Regions from separate parts of the Homo sapiens genome. Here region 2 is linked to region 1. A link is a loop called in an ENCODE intact Hi-C map of the cell type or tissue named here. Cell type or tissue: dorsolateral prefrontal cortex. All regions are shown on one strand. Links, peaks and the distances in the headings refer to the core of each region. The heading gives the core; the rest is flanking DNA.

Region 1 (8,738 bases), core at 456-8,455:
TACAGGCGTGAGCCACCGTGCCTGGCGTTTTTTTTTTTGTTTTTTTTGTTTTTTTTTTTTTGTTAGTAGAGACGGGGTTTCACTGTGTTGGCCAGGCTGGTCTCGAAATCCTGACCTCGTGATCCACCTGCTTTGACCTCCAAAAGTGCTGGGATTACAGGCATGAGCCACTGGGCCTGGCCAGTTTTTGAATTTCTTAGAGAAATGCATTGAAAGAAATTACTGTATTTCACTTGAATAAGGAGTGATTTAGTTTAAAAAAGGTTTATCAAGAGTCTGTGCATTGGGGTAGATGCTGTGAAGATTTTTAACCAAATGGGGGCTGTGCTGTTTGTCTGTAAGGGGATACCATCTTTTTGTGGTTACAAGATACACACCTAAAACGGAGCATAATACATTAGTATCTAATTACCTGTAATCATATAGGAAATAATGGATCGACTGGAAAAATTAGGGAAAGTTTTCTGTAGTAGTAAAATATGAGCTATGCCTTAAAGAAATCTAGCCTTTAAGTAAGAATTGGGATTTTTTACTCTGTTTTTTGGATCTTAAGTAGTTCTTGGTTCTTCAGTTATCTTCCATCTTCCTCTTTGGCAACTTATGAGCAAATGAATTAAGTTTATAGTTCTGTTCCAGATAGTATATTCGCTGCAGTCTTTACTACTGTCATTTCTTCTGGTCTTGTCACTTTGGGTGAATGGTCTAGTCCCACATTTTCTGTTAAGAATCCATTGCTACTCAACAGTTTTTTCTAGTCAGTCCTAGTAAATGTTCACTCCCACTTGAATTAATCAGTCATCTTCTATGATAAAATGTTAATAAGAACCTTGATTTAATTGGTAAATCATGGTTCCCTACCCTCTTTATGGCTATTGGTATATACGTGCATACTTGGAAGATAGTATACTACAAAATAAGCTTGTTCAAAGTCTTGGCAGTTTACAGGCTGGTTTCGTAGCTTCTCATTTGGGCTAGTTTTCTTGAAAATTCTCTGAGGTAGTTGAGTGCCTCCATTTCACAAATGAGGGGACAAAGTTCGTGGAAAGTGGAAGAATGGGAAATTCCATCCTAGACTTCTGTTTCTGGGTCCTGTTTGATTTACAGAATTTGCATGCTGCTCACATCAAATGAAGATCAACTGTGTGAAGCTGAGTGGGGGAATGGTGTTTGCTTAAGGTATGAAGAATGCTTCCAAAAGCTCAATGTTTAATGAGTTTTAATTTGTTGGGCATCTTGCAGATCTGTTGCTTAAAGCATAAACAAGAGAATTTTAAGAAAAGATAGCTTCTTGTATGAGCTAAAATTTCTAATAGGTAATATTACAAAATGTGGTCCAAAACACAAAATGTTCAGAAAGGGATAGTGAAGTCTCCTTTCTAACATACTGTCTTCAGACCCCCTACCTCTATCCCAGACCCCTCCTTACATAGTTTAGAAGCAATAATTCTTACCAGTTTCATGCATATCCTCTGAGATATATTTCATGTATTTTTAAGTGTAGATTTTGTGTATTTTTTAACAGTCCTTTAAAAAATTGGTGCTTGCTCCATACTGTGCATACAGTGGCCTTGTTTTTTAAATGGCTCTAAGCTAACCTTTTAATGACTTATTTATAAAAGCTAGGTTCTTTATTTTTGCAATTTGCACTGGAATGTTAATTCCATGATAAATAGAAAGCTTTTTTTTTTTTTAATTAAAAAGAAGTACATTAGGTTTCAAAGTCATTTTCCAAATGTGTATAAACTTCCAAGTGAAATCCCTGGAATAACATGGCTCTAAAGCCTGATTCAAATCTGTTATTTTGTAGTCAAGGAATTCATAGGGTATGCCGGGTAGAAAACAGTTAAGGGTCAATAAATTATAGTTGGAATGTCTTTGTGAATCTAACACAGCTAAAGCAAATAGCTTTAATTAAATGAACATAACATGCATCATTCTTTAGTCTCCAGAAAAATCACACAGGAGTGAGTTCCGGAGCAGGGAATGAGAGGGAAGCCGGGGTGGATCTGGCTGGTCTGTGTACTGTGTAAGCATTTTTGCTGTGTTTTAGAGCTTTTTGCTCTAGGGTTATTTTACACGGTCATCTGGCAATATGATGTCTGTCGTATTTGTGTTCTAATGAAAGACTCTTAGCTGTCTAAAGCTTGTTCAGAAATAGAAACTTTACAGTAACTGCATTTAGGACCTAAATAGTAAGCACAATGCCACTTTAACTATTGAAACGTTACTCTAACTACAGCTGATCATGGGATTAAATTCCAATGCAAAGTGAAAAAAGAAAATGTAGTTTGTTTATTTTTGCTCCTCAGATGATTGGGCGCTTCCTCCCACTGCCTCTGCAGCAGAAGCTGGGAGAGGAGGTGAGGGTCGTGAAATGTCTGATGTAATAATTTAAATAACTTCTGTGTCTTCAGAGTGGGGCTAGCAGCAAGTATCTTTCACCAGTGCTTGTCCTCCGTTTTTCTTTTGCTCCCATTCCCCTGAATCTTCAGGAGGGTGGGTGCCTTCCCTTTCTTCCCCATGTCTCCTCTTCTCCCTTCTACAGCATTGTCCCCCAAGACCTGGCCAGAGGAGTGCACAGAGGTGTGTTCTCTACACAGAAGCAAAGTGGTGGCCTGTGTGTCTTGCTAGAAGACAAGTCTTACATCTTCCTACAGTCCTCCTGTCCTGGGGCAGTAAAACTCATGACTTGGTGTCACATGTAGAAGGCTGTGGGGATATGTCCTAAGTGGTTAATTAAGTGCACCAATTTAATATTTGTAAAAATGCTGTCCCTGTTATTCCCTATGATACGAATATTTCACCAAAGCCAAGGCTGTTGCTCACTCAGGTATATATAGAAATCTGAAAAGATGACAGAAATTTACCATATGATAATTCCAACATTAATTTCAGACTGCTATCTCATGCCCTGGAGAAGGAGCTGAGCCTGTTGGTGGCACATGTTCAGTGTGTCCCTCTGTTAGAAGGAAGCCCCCGAAACTGTAGCTGTGGGGGAAGCTGGTGGTGTGACTGATGTGTCAAATAAGAAATTCTTGTTCTAAGGGCTAAAATTGGATTCTGTGGTTGCCGCATGCCTTAGCTTGAGATGCATGTACAGGGTTGATAGGGAAAAAGGACAACTGGGGGAAAAAAAAATCCCTAAATGCGACAGTTAGCATGTTTACGTTAAAATGAAAATGAGAATTGGAGACCTGTGAGTGAAAGGGAGAATCCAAGAAAGGTGTCCAGTGTGGTTCTCCTCAGCTATCAGATACAGCCCAGCAACCTCACAGGAAGAAAGATGCAGTCGGGAGTTTCCATGCAACCTTGCAGTACAAGACTTTTGTGCTCTTGTCAGACCCTCCCTTGTCGACCCCTCTCCCCTATTTTTGTATCCTTGTCAGAGGCCTCGGCCCCCTGTTTTCTGACTTGGCCACGCTGGTCTCTTTTCTTCTGAAATCTTAAGCATTGACTACCTGACACACAACTGGGCAAGTATTTAGATATTGCCTTATAATGGCCTTGTCTTTCCTGGGGTACTGCCCCCCTTCCTCAGCTGTGTTATTCACTCCTTAGGCAGAGGGCCCTTCACTCACTGTGGCTGGTCATATCTTCACCTCTTCACCTCTCTCTTCAGTCTTCCTTCCCTTCCCCACCACCTGTCCCAGGAACATCCCAGAGGAACAGTCCTGTCAGTTTCCCTCAGTGACCTATTCACTGCCGCCCCCGACATACCTGCATCATGTAAACCTACCTGCAGCGGTTGTCCTTACCCGTCTTCCTCCAGTCTTGGTTGGAGAGATGCTACTTTCACCTAAGGTTACTTCCTCCTTTTTTGTAGCCTCCTCCCTACCCAGCCTTGTAAACCATGTAAGTTTGCTTTCTTCTGGGCCCTCGCTCTGTGCCAGTCACTGTTTTAGCATGTTGCATCTCATTTAATCCTCAAAATAATTCTGTATAGGCTAAGAACACTTACTAGCCCTGTTTTACAGGCAAGTAACTGAAGCACCCAGGGGCTGACTTGCTCTAAAACTCCAAAGCTGGTAAGTGATTGGAGCCAGGGCAGGAACCAGGCCAGCTAACTCTAGAACCTGTGCCCTTCACCACTCTTAAGCTAGTTAATGCATGTCAGGGGCTTAGAAGAGGGCCAGTGCACAGCGAGTGCACTACCAATATTGTTACTCTGCATGATAAACTGGTCTGTCCCCAGGATTGTGTCTGCTAGGTACTTCTGTAGTCATGAACACATTCTTTAAGGCATTGCATCCCACATATGGTAATGTTCGCTACATTTGCATCTTTCCCCTGACCCTTCTGAGTATCAGACTTGCATATCCACCTGCTCCTTAACATATTTTCCCATGAATATCTCCAGCATTTTAAATCTGGCGTATTCAAAACTAAACTGAAAACTGGGAAACCTGGGTAAGATTGGTGAGTTGCCTCAGTGTCAGTATGCTGGTTGCGATATTGTACTATAGATTTGAAGGAAGTTAACATTTGGCAAAACTAAGTAAAGTGTCCATGGGATCTCTTTCTTACACTTGGATGTGAATCTACAGTTATCTCAAAATAAGAAGTTTCATTAAAACAAGTTAAGGAAATAACAAACTGAACCCAGCCCTGCCACCCCTCCCCAGCTGTTCTCTGTAATTCCACATCTCCGTTGATGGCACCAGGACCACCCATTCGGAAATGTGTTAGCTGCCCTTTCTCTTTCCTTCATCTCCACTTTAGGGTGTTTCCTCTTCTGCCTCACAAAGGTGTCGCACCTGCCTCTTTGTTCCCTGCTGCAGTCACCTCCCTGATGGAGTTGGCAGCCTCCTTTCCAGGGTTTCCCCTACAACTTCCTGAGAAATAGCGTTAATTTACGTATCTGATCTTGCCGTTGCTGTGTTTAAAATGTTTCAGTTACCCATTTGTGATAAAAAACCAAACTCCATAGCTTGCCACTGCCTGGGTCAGAGTCCTCCAGGCTGCTGATTAAAAAAGCAGATTTCTCCACCCGACTCCAGACCTCTGGAGTTGAAATCCCTGGAGTTGGAAATAAACGTGTGCGTTGAACCAGCACCCTCTGGTGACCATTTTGTGCACTAGCGTTTGAGGAACTCTGGCCTCTGGGGACCTTCCTGCGCCTCACTGGTGACTCCCTCTGCCTTCCTGCCATCTGCATTGCCTGAAATGTCACACGCTGCCATTTCTGTGTGTGGAACTCCTTTGTACCTTCCCCAATATGTGGATGAAACGCCTCTTTGCTTCCTTTCCTGGGTCTCAGGGTACAATGGAGCACTTACCTTGTTGCTGTCTACTTTTGTGTCATGTGCACCTCAGGCAGGGCCACTTTCTTCTCTTTGTAGCCTCATATCCCAGTAGAGGGTCGTGGTAGGCATTTAGTGTTTGCTGCTACATATTGATGGGTTTTATTTTATTTGATCTTGAGCTGCCTACTTGATCCCTAAGTAATAGTACTTTGCACGGTGTCATTGCACAATAATTAAAACCAGAGGGAAATGGCTGGTTTAAAATAACATAGTAAAATGAGTCATCCAGACAAAAACAGGCACTCTGTATTTGTCCCCAGTGTTCTACAGGTAATTCTGTTAGAGGAAAACTTTTTAAAAGCAAAAATGTATTTCAGTAATGTATCACGCTGTGTCATTTCCACTGTGTACCAACAGCCCATCCCCACCCCTCCTCCTTTTCTCTCTTTTCCTGCTCTCCAGCCAGAGAACCTGATTTAACTATCTGATCATTCAGCAGAACCCAGCAGTCTGGCCAGTGGTCTGACTCTGCTGGTCTTGTGGCACTGAGGCAGCAGTTTTCATTTGGGCTATTTATCCAGGCAGCCAATCAGTGCACTGACTACTTTTCATTCCCCATGTGAACAGTGGCTGAGTATGGGATTTTGGATTTTCTGTGGCTCATTTTATAGGGTACAACTGATTAACTTTTAAACCCTTTTATTATGGGACATCAAACATGTACAAATATAGAAGTATATAATAACACCCATTTACTCTTCACCCAGCTTTAACCATTGACTCACAGTCACTCTTGTTTCTACCCCTTATCCTCTCTGTCTCCCCCCACCTGTGAAATTATATCATTTCCTAGTGTTTTACTTTTTATCAGTATGGAGTAATCTTTTCTTTTACTTCATGAAGAAATAATCTTTTACTTCATTTTATTGGTAGTTAAGTACTTCAAGAAGACATTTTAAATATTTGAATATTAAAAAACCAGCTTTATTGATATAATTGAAATACTATATAATTCATCCATTTAAAGTCTACGGTCAGTGTTTTTTAGCATGTTCACAGAGCTGTGAAGCTATTAACCACATTTTAGAACATTTTCGCTACCCCTGAAAAACCCCATGCCCATGAGCAGTCACTCCCCATTTGCCTTCAGTAGCCGCAGGCAACCACTAACCTACTTTCTCTGTAGATTTGCCTTTTGTGGACATTTTATATAAATGGAATTATACAACATGTGGTCCTTTGAAACTGGCTTGTTTCAGTTAGTGTATGTTTTCCTGGTACATCCATGTGGTAGCAGGTTTCAGTACTTCATTCTCTCTTAGGGCCGAATGGTGTTCCATTGTATGCATATGCCACATTTTATTTATCTGGGTATCAGCTGACGGATATTGGATTGTTTTCACTTTTTGGTTATAATGAACATCCTGCTATGAACATTTGTTTACAGGTCTTTGTGTGGACATGTGTCATTTCTCTTAGATATACAGGCTAGTTCTCCTGGGTATGTATAACTTACTGGATTATGTGATGACATTATATTTAACCTTTTGTGGAACTATCCTACTGTTTTCCACATATTACATTTATCATTTTATATTCCCGTGGGGAACACCTGAGGATTTCAGTTTCTCTACATTCTTGTCAATACTTGTTATTATCAGTCTTTTTATTATAGCTGTCCTAGCGGTATTTCATTATGGTTTTGATTTGCATTTCTCTATCGGCTAATGGTGTTGACCATCTTAAATGTGCTTATTGGCCATTTGTTTATTATTTTTGGAGAAATGTCTGTTCAGATCCTTTGCCTATTTTTTAACTGGGTTGTCTTTTTATTATTGAGTTTAATAGTTCATCATGTATTCTAGATCCAACTCCTTTATATATGATTTGAAATATTCTCTCCCAATTGGTGTGTTATCTTTTCACCCTGTTAATTGTGTCTTTGATCAAAAAAGTATTTTAACAACAGAAAATGTGAGAAAAATGGTGGAAAATCTTTCAGCCATTCTTACTGAGGGTTGAGTAATGGTATATATAATAGCTGACATGTACTGAAATTTTTGATTTTGCATTTTTTCTCTCATTCAGTCTGCACCAACGTCAGGCTGGTTAAACCCTCTATGTCCTGCAGCTTTGAGAAGCAGGCTGTTCACACTCAGAAGGGGGTATTATTGTAGTCATATAGCCTAAAGAAGGATTTCCAAGGAAATGAATTTCTCCATTGAGGAGTCCATCACCTCTGACTTAAAGTGCTGTGTCAGGTGGATCACCTTAAAGATTTGCTCCTTAGTCTCTGGACTTGGTTGGAGTTTTAAAAAAAACAATCTCTGTTGCATTTCATTTCACATAGTGAGTTCCCACTGGCTTTGATGATGGAAAAGGAAGTAGCTAGGAAAATGAATCTTTACAAAGTTAGTTTTTTCATATATGGTTATATAAAAACCTATACATACACATACATTTACAAGGAAATTTATTGAAAAAGAATGGAAAGTCCAATATTTGCCCGGCCCATTTATAGCCATTGATTAACAGGTGCTTCTATTTAGCTATATTAGAGACAGTGTATTAGAGAAGGAATTTGGCCTTTTCCCTGTTGTCATGTTTGAAACCTTTTAGGTGTGCAGTGGTGAGTTTAAACTACAAAAGAAATAAGTTTGTTTCAAGAAATGAGAGAATCATTGGGAGGGAACTTGATTTGGTAGTTATTTTGGGAGGACCTTATGGTGTATTGATTGAAATCAATACTTAGGTGTTGTCTACGTGTAAGGTGTAGTTTTACGGGGATGGAGGATGGAGGAAATTGTAATATGTCAGAGACGGGAGACAAAGCCCTGCTAGGTGATGAAGTGGTGTTCAGAGACTAGAGGGAACTAAATGTTAGAATACAGGCAAGTAGAGAAGGTACAGACATTCTTCAGAGATATTATGGGTTCCAGACTGCTACAATAAAGTGAATCACATGAATATTTTGGTTTCGTAGTGCATATAAAAGTTATGTTTACACTGTATTGTAGTCCATTAAGTGTGCAATAGCATATGTCAAAAAAAGTAACATCTTAATTAAGGAATACTTCATCCCTAAAAATGCTGACAGTCATCTGAGCCTTCACTGAGTTGTAACCTTTTGGCTAGCAGAAGGTCTTGCCTCAGGGTTGATGGCTGCTGACTGATCTAGGTGGTGGCTGCTGGAGGTTGGGGGTGGATGTAGCAATTTAAGTCTTAAAGTAAGACAGTAATGAAGTTTGCCACATTCATTGACTCTTCATTTTATGAAAGAATTCTATGTAGCATGTGATGCTGTTTGGTAACATTTTACAAAATTGGAGTCAGTCCTCTCAAACTCTGCTACTGTTTCATCAACGAAGTTTATGGAATATTCCAAATCCTTTGTTGTCATTTCAGCAGTGTTCACAACATCTTCACCAGGAGTAGATTCCATCTGAAGAAACCACTTTGTTTGCTCATTTATGAGAGGCAACTCTTCATGCTTAA
Region 2 (8,738 bases), core at 397-8,396, 360 kb before region 1:
ACCTCAGGCTGGATTTAAGCCCAGGATCCTTAAAGCCTTAGCCCTTTGCCCTCAACACAGTGCCCTCCTTGGCCTGGAATGGATCTAACTAGTGGATGCCTCTGGCAGGTGAATAATTTGTCTATCCTTCAAACCTATGTGTGTTTGAAATTTATTCTGGGTTTATTTGGAGGAAGCATTGAGTTCTGTGTGCAGGAGGGGCAGAGTAGAAGGACCCTATAGTCCCAGACCTTCATAGCCATCTCAGTATAGTTAAAGGCCTTGGGTTAATTGAACTCACACTTCTTGAGAAGGCACTTCACAGGACCACCTCTGGAGTTTGCTGCCTGGCTGGGGGATGGGGAGTGGGTGTTTCCACACCCTGTCAACCTGGTGGCTTATCAATTACAGATGCTTCCTTATTTACAGATAGTCTAAGTTTGAAAGGTAGTTCCTAAGAACATTTGTGTATAAGTCCAACTAGGCATTTGTTAGACAAGCCACTGCCACACCATCTGTGGGATGGTTGTCCTCTCATGTGTAGCTTTGTTTCTGTCTAGGAAAGATTTAGAGTTGAGTAACATTTGTATTCCTTTCAGCCATGTTCATTGACCTCCCTAGGAGGAGTATGAAAAATTATTTTTTTCCCTACCTTATGTTTCCACCAACATTTTAGTGCTTTTGTGGCAGTTTAGCATTATGGATCAGCGTCCTGGGCAGTTGTCCAGTTGAACCATCCCCAAGTCAGCTTTGGCCTTATTGTGCCTCAGTTTCCCATAGGATGTCAGATAGTAGAGCTGACTTGTTTTGTGTACGCAGTTGATTCATTGCTGAAATCCTGTAATGCCTCATGCTGTAAGGACGCATCAAAGCTGTCATAACCATGTTTCTATGAATTACTCATGCTTTGTCACGCTACAGGACTATTCGTATGGAAAATGTTGAGGTGCTATCTTGATTATGTCTGAGAAAGTTTTCTTTTCTCCTCATGGATATTTCCACTACAATGAAATACCCACTTTTTGTGCCTAGCTGTTTTTAGGTCAGTTATGGGAAATGGCAATGGCAAATGCTCTAGGCCTGAAATAAATTAGGCAACAAATAATCAAAATCACAGAAAGGGAAAGCTAGGATAGTTTATTAATACATTCTTAGTGTCTCCCAGGGATCTCTGTTGGTAGAGGGGGACTGAATATCATAGGATGACCAGCCATCCTGTTTTGCCTTGACTGAAGGGTTTCCTGGGATGCCAGACTGTCAGTGCCAAAACCCAGAACATCCTGGGCAAATCAGGAAGTTACTCATCCTACTTTTAAATAAACTTTTAATTGTAGAATAGTTTTTGATTTACAGAAAAAGTGCAAAGATACAATAGAGAGTTTCCATGTACTCCACACCTAGCTTCTCCTATTATTAGTATCTTACATTAGTATGGTACGTTTGTCACAATTAATAAACCAATATTAACACATTATTATTAACTTATGTCCATACTTTATTCAGGTTTTCTTAGTTTTTATGCAATGTCCTTTTTCTGTTCCAGGATTCCATCAAGGATACCACATTATAATTAGTTGTAATGTTTCCTTAGGCTCCTCTTGGCCATGACAGTGTCTTAGACCTTCCTTGTTTTTGATGACCCTGACAGTTTTGAGTAGAACTGGTCAGGTATTTTGCAGAATGTCCCTCAGTTGGAATTTGTCTGATGTTTTTCTCATGATTAGACTGGGGTTATTGGTTTTGGAGAGGAAGACCACAGAGTAAGGTATCACCATGCTTATCATTGCTAATGTTAGCCTTGATCACATGGCTGATTAATGTTTGTTAGGTTTCTCCATTGTAACGTTACTTTTTTTTTTTTTTTTTTTTTTGAGACAGGGTATCAGTCTGTCACTCAGGCTAGAGTCCAGTGGCATGATCTTGACTCACTGCAGCCTTGACTTCCCGGGCTCCAGCAATCCTCCTCTCTCAGCCTCCCGAGTAGCCGGGACCACAGGCATACGCCACCAAGCCTGGCTAATTTTTGTATTTTTGGTAGAGACAAGGTTTCTCTGTGTTGCCCGGGCTGGTCTTAAACTCCTGAGCTCAAGCTATCTACCCACCTCGGCCTCCCAAAGTGTTGGGATTACAGTCGTCAGCCACTGTGCCCCGCCTAATATTACTCTCCCCTTCACTGCCCCCTGCCTTTTTTACACTCTACACTTTGAAAGGAAGTCACTATGTTACAGCCCACACTTAAGGAGTGGGAAGCTGTGCTCTACTTCTCTAACGAGAAGCATCTATGTAATAAATTATTTGGAATTTATTCTGCATGGGAGATTTGTCTATTCTTCCAAATTTATTTATTTATTCAATCATTTATTTATATCAGTATAGGCTCATGAATATTGATTGTCCAATAAAGTTGACCAATACAACTTTTATTTATTACGTTGCAGTTCCCTAATGGCAAATGATGTGGAACATCTTTTCATAAGCAGTAGTTTCCCCCTTATCCACAGTTTCACTTTCTGCAGCCTCAGTTACCCATAGTTGACCAAAGTCTGAAAATATTAAGTGAAAAATTCCAGAAATAAACAATTCATAAGTTTTAAATTGCGTGTTGTCCTGAGTAGTGTGACAAAATCTCATTCTGTCCTGCTCTGTCCCACCCAAGATGTGAATCATCCCTTCGTCCAGTGTCTTCACATCGTATATACCACCCGCCCATTAGTCACTTTGGAGCTATGTTGATTATTAGATAGAAAAAACATAGTATAATAGGGTTCCATACTATCCGTGGCTTCAGATATCCACTGGGGGTCTTGGAACATATGTTCCGTAGTTGAGGTGGGACCACTGTATTTATTTGTCATCTGTATACTTTCTTTGGTGAGGTGTCTGTTCAGATCTTTTGCCCTTTTTAAAAGTAGGGGTCAGCCGGGCGCAGTGGCTCATACCTGTAATCCCAGCACTTTGGGAGGCCGAGGCAGGCAGATCACGAGGTCAAGAGATTGAGACCATCCTGGCCAACATGGTGAAACCCCATCTCTACTAAAACTAGAAAAACTAGTTGGGCGCAGTGGCATGCATCTGTAATCCCAGCTACTCAGGAGGCTGAGGCAGGAGAATTGCTTAAACCTGAGAGGGGGAGGTTGCAGTGAGCCAAGATCATGCCATTGCATTCCAGCCTGGCAACAGACAGAGATTCCATCTCAAAGAAAAAAAGTAGGAGTTACCCTACTTTTGAGAGCAAACTGGACCTGAGACCAGTTTGGGGCATGTGGGAGGGGGACCTGGGAAACCTTGCCAACCCTAGATTCCTTCAACTGTGGCTTCTGAGACTTTCACCTTGGAAGCTCAGTCAACCCAAGTCTGAGTCATTCTGACAAGGGCAGGGTGGGGTTTGCAGGCAAATTCTGGATAGACCAAGATTGTGGCTCATTTAAGATCATTTGTCTCAGTTTCAACTTCTTTTCATACATTACTTAATGCTTCATGAAATAAACTAAAATATTTCACAAATGCATTTTTTCCCTATTGCCTTTGGCCATCATTTAGAACTAATTTTCATGGCATCAGTTTAAGGCACATGAATTTTATAGGACTGTGAATGTCTAGTTTCTAGGCTTTTCTACTTCATGAAGTCTTGAGCAAGGTGGGTTTGGATGAATGTGTAGACACGTGGAGACTTCCTTATCTTGGATGCAATTCTTTACTCCTTTTTTTTTTAAAAAAAAAAATAATAAAAAAGAAAAATTTGAGCAGGACCAGAGGATTTTTACTCATTTTTAAAGATAGGCCTGGCTGGGTGCAGTGGTTCATATCTGTAATCCCAGCACTTTGGGAGGCTGAGTCAGGAGGATTGCTTGAGCCCAGGAGTTCAAGACCAGCCTGGGCAACATAGGGAGACCTCTGTCTGTACAAAAAAGATAAAAAATAAAAAAATTAGCTGTTTGTGGTGGAGGCGCACACCTGTAGTCTCAGCTACTCAGGAGGCAGAGGCAGGAGGATCATTTGAGCCTGGGAGATCGAGGCTGTTACTGATCCAGGAAAAATGTCATGTATTGCTGTCATATGACAAAGATTGCTGTGTTCTTTGGTGTTTAGGCATCTCTGTTAATTTCTCTGCAGTTTACCTTTCTGAAGATCTTCTTAAAGTCAGAGACCCATTTTCTACTGTGGTAATGTACAAACATTAGTTTTTCTAAGGAAATGCTGCTACCTGTCAGCAAATTAGAATTTTGACAAGCTTATCTGGTGCAGCTGCAGGCGGTGCCACCACTAGGGGTCAGGCGACGTCCTGATAAAGGAAGCGCAGTCACGGGGAGGCGTGAGGCGGCGGAGAAGTGCCTGGCCAACTCACATTTTGGGAGAGAAAATGTGCACCATTCCTGGATGGAGCTGAAATGCAGGCATTCTAAGCTTTGGCACTGAGAGCTTTTTGTTTGTTTTGTTTTGTCTTTTGTGATTTGAATGCTAATTCTCTGAAGAGAGCCAGAGATTTTATGTCTGTCATTTTGCCTACAATTTCTCTTGTCTGTAGATTTTCAAATGTCATTTAATTTCTCCCTTACCAGCCCTGTCTGTCCATTCCTAGTGGATTTAGGGTGTAGAAAATTTCTGTATTCTCTCCGTTTTCAATAACGTTTTTATTCAGATGAATTCTGGATAAAATGAAACAGAGTCAAAGAATGGGAGGTCTGGGGAAGAGAGAGGAGGACACCCCTGGTCCTGTGTGGTCTCAGGAGGAGGTGATGGCAGGGATGGGGAATGAGTCTTTCCTCCTACCCAGATCAAAGAGCTCCGGGCACCTTTGAGCCCAGGTATCAATTCCAATTGGGGACAATATCAGGGCTCTCACCTGAGATATTGCTCCTTTATATTCGTATGCACCCAACGCACATTGCTACTCCATCTCTTTTTCTGCTGAGCCCTGATCAGCCTCGGAATGCTTCTCAACCAAGTGCTTCAGGAAGTCACTATTAGCTTTGCCATCATTCCTGGTTTGGCAATGCCTTGGTGTCAAAGACAAGTTTATGTTGAACTTGGCATCCATTACTCCTGCCTCTGTGGTGGTGATCATCGTTTGCAATTTAGACTTCTCCAGAAGTTTTTTGAAGATCTTCCTTAAAATGGGGTTGAGGTGTTATACAACAGCCAAGCTACAGACTGCTTTCAGGTACTGATTGGTTTCTGGCTAAACTGGTATTCCAGATAACAGTTACGGTGATTTTGCTAGAGATTTAGTCCAAAATATGCCTCCATTTTTCTCATAAGAATAGTGTCTGTACAGAGTAAAAACCTAAATTAGCAACTAAAGTTTACTAAGAAATGAGATGAACAACCTTACTAGCATTCAAAATTGCAAATTAAACAACACAAGATACCATTTTTTCCTTATCAAGTGGCAAAAACTAAAAAGATTAATGACATACAGTGCTAATAGAGGGAAAACAGGCCTTCTCATATACTGAAGGTAGGACTGAAAATTATTACTGCTCTTGGGGAGATAGTATAGTAATATTTATTAAAATTTTTAAAAATATTTTTTGCCCCAAATCTCATTTTGAGGAGTATATTTTTCAGATATGAAAGCTGTAGAACATAGAAATACGTAATTGAGATGATTTTTGCACATTTTTTAGTAGCAAAACAAAACAAAATTGAGATACAACTGAACTGTACTTCAATAGGATATATTTTGGTATAAATGTAATTTGGTATATTCATAATTCCAATTTAAATTAGTGTGTAGGAATGAATTAGATCTATATGAATTGTTCTAGAGGATCACCATAGTAAGTTGAATGAAAAAAAAAAAGAAATTGTGGAGTCTTAAACATAGTATGATTCAGTTTTTGTAAGAACAAAAAATTCAAACTCTTTAGGAATATCTGCTTGCATGCGAGCATGGAGAAAGGTATCGAGGGGATACTCACTAGACGTTCCACCCTTGGAGGGTGGAATAAGAGGAAGTAGGGGTGTGTGTGTGTGTGTGTGTGTGTGTGTGCATATGTGTGTGTTATGTGGTGGAAGTATTATGAATTTTTTCTTTAATGCATCTTAAAAAATGCATGTCAATATTTTTAAAATTTTTTAAAAAAGGACAAGGAAACATGGTCCCCAGAAGGTTAAGGCATTTGACCAAAGTCTTAACAACTAGTTAATGTCCCAGCGGGGCTACAATCCAGGTCTGCTGAGCACTGATTCCTTATGTTCATTCTCGGCACTGCTCACTATTGAAAAAAAAGGTAGCTGGCAAAATTCATTACTGCTTCTTCTATTTGATGTTTTCACACTTCCCTTTCCTTTTCTATTGAGTAGCCAAGCTAGGAGAGCAAGAGTTTTTAGTTGTAGCCAGATCCTCTGTGTTCATCCTTAGGCAGACAATTTCCTTTTGACTGGATAAGTTAATTTCCATGACTGAGTTAGCTATTCAATGGCAATCCCCAGAGTTAAAAGGATCGAGGAGGTGACTGAAGAGTTATAAATTTTCTCATTGTCCAGTCAAGATGTTCTCCTTGATCTGATGAATTTTCAGAAGCCAGCATTTTATTTCATTTCCAGTTTGACATAAAAGTTATTGTGTCCTTGGGGTTATAAGAAATACAATATCACCTGTGACCTTCCTTTTATACAGAAAACTCTCCAGAGACCTCAGGGAATTTACGCAGTTTAATTTGGGCTTTGTTCAGCCCTCTTTTAGCTAACATTAGCCTGTAGGACCTTTTCAACAGTTATTATTTAATCCAGGGAGAGACTGTTACCCATCAAATGGAACACATTGCTGAATCCACTTAGTTTTTTTCTTTTTATTCTTGTGGAAATGCTTTTTTCCTGACTTTCTTGACCTCTATCTAGAGTTTGGAAATATATAACTACAAAGTGTGGATCTGAGCCTGAAGGAACTATGAGGTGGTATGGTAGGCAGAATAACACCCGCCCAAAGCTGTCTAAGTCCTAAGTCTCTGAAATTTGTGAATACATTATCTTACTGGCAAAGGAACTTTGCAGATGTGATTTGGTTAAGGGCTTTGAGATAGGGACAGTATTCATTATTGGTGTGAGTTCAATCTAATCACATGGATCTTTAAAAGAAGAAATCCTTTCCCAGTTGTAGTCAGAAGGAGATGTGATTATGAAAGAATGTTCAGAGTTGCAACATTGCCAGCTCTGAAGATGGAGAAAGAGGCCACAAGCTAAGGAATGCAGAGGGCCTTTAGAAGCTGAGAAAGGAAATAAAACAAATCTTTTCCTAGAGCCTCTAGATGGAACACATCTTGATCATAGCACATGTTGCACTTGGAGAGACAGGGGGAGCCAGATGTGCTTCAGTGAGGGGTCTAGCTCTATTTCCCACTCCTCTTTCAGCTTTCCTCTCCTCCACATGGAGCGTCCTCAAGCTGACTTACCCCTATGGTTGCAAGATGATGGGCAGCAGTGACTGGGGCAATAAGTGTTCTTGTTTACATCCACAGGAAGGAAAAGAAAACCTCTCCTCCACCCATGAAATAAGGCATTCCCTGAAGTCTGATTAGGCCAAATTGGATCATACGCCCATCCCTAGACCAGCCCTGGGAATACCAGCTACTGATGGTTTAAGCCTATGTTCCTAAATCAGTTACTATCAGATGGTAGTGATGGGCTGTTCACATGGAGGAGGGGAAAATTGAAAGAAGAGTGGGAAATAGAGCTAGAACCTTCACCACAGCACATCTGGCTCATCCTGCCTCTCTCAAAGACTTATTAGGTAAAATAATGCAGTTCTATATTATTCAAACCAGTTGACTTGGGTTTTTCTATCACTTTCTGCCAAAAATATTCTACTAGCCATGTGCCCTCCACACACAGAGGCAACCCCTTCCCCTGGGGCTGCTTTGTTCTTTCATGGTACCTGCTTGGCTCCTGCAAGCCTTTCCGCTGATGACTTTCTGAACCTGACTGTATCCGATAAGACACTGCTTTCCTCCTGAGAGCCAGCTTCCAGGCCCAGGGCCAGGAGGCACTGCATGCCCTGTGCCTCTCCTCACTCCTACACCCACAGCTGGCATTGCTAATTGATCCTGGCGCTCCTTTTGCTGGGTTCACATGTGACCTCATGATACTCCACATTACACTCCAGGTAGCCACGACTGGTCAATTGGAGCTGGCACAGGTGATGATCCCTATTTGCCATATGAGTGTAACTACACATCATCTTTTTAAATTTTTCCTTTTTTAGTAGTTGCTTTGCCTGGTCAGTTCGTATTGAGATAATGACCAATTACAACTCTCAGGCCTCTCCTGCTCTCTCCATATTTCCCTAAGTCTGAGCTTGGTATAGCCTGTAGATAGCCAGCCAGAGGTGCCAGGACCTTGATGGCTAGTGTTAAAGCTTTAACCTCCACTACTCTGCCATTTCACTTTAAAATATTCTTTAGGGGTAATTTCCTTACTCTTCGCCTCTTAAATACTATATTTTTATGATGTCATTTACATTTTATAAAGGGAATTTAATTCACTAGAATTCCAGATTGAGGGAGTATTGCATCTTGGAGAAAAGTCACCAGAATAGGAGACATGGGACAGGTCCCAGAGGGAAGACAGTCACTTGTAAGGCTGTATGGCTTTTGGAAGGAGTCAGCGCATGAGCAGTATACCTCGGAGAGGGAGGAGTGGGAAAGCAGCGTGGTGGGCAGGGAACCATGTGGAGAAGAAGGTGATGAAATCTCTGACAGCTGCTCAGAAGCAGGACTCCGGTGAGGACAAACATCCAAGGAGGGCTTTTGGAGAATAGT

Evidence for each region. A loop is a pair of places that touch in the nucleus more often than their neighbours do. Peaks named below come from ENCODE experiments on the same cell type or tissue, not always from the same donor. Only the 100,000 strongest peaks of a DNase experiment are listed, where the experiment ranks them.
Region 2: a loop joins it to region 1, with 12 times the contacts of the local background. A loop is called at or near these places in 98 of 110 quality-filtered maps.

What each region holds. Positions count from the first base shown.
Region 1 is chr3:151,141,140-151,149,877 of GRCh38, forward strand. All of the region lies in intron 5 of MED12L (mediator complex subunit 12L), which reads left to right. Among named protein-coding and RNA genes, the nearest start is that of GPR171, 58 kb to the right of the region's middle. In dorsolateral prefrontal cortex, for the core only: CTCF peaks have their summits at 5,069 (motif pointing left) and 5,276; a DNase peak (open chromatin) is centred at 5,052; H3K27ac peaks cover 739 bases.
Region 2 is chr3:150,783,712-150,792,449 of GRCh38, forward strand. No RefSeq gene overlaps it. Among named protein-coding and RNA genes, the nearest start is that of SIAH2, 25 kb to the left of the region's middle. RefSeq lists a silencer at 4,293-4,352. In dorsolateral prefrontal cortex, for the core only: CTCF peaks have their summits at 4,251 (motif pointing right) and 4,454; a DNase peak (open chromatin) is centred at 4,270.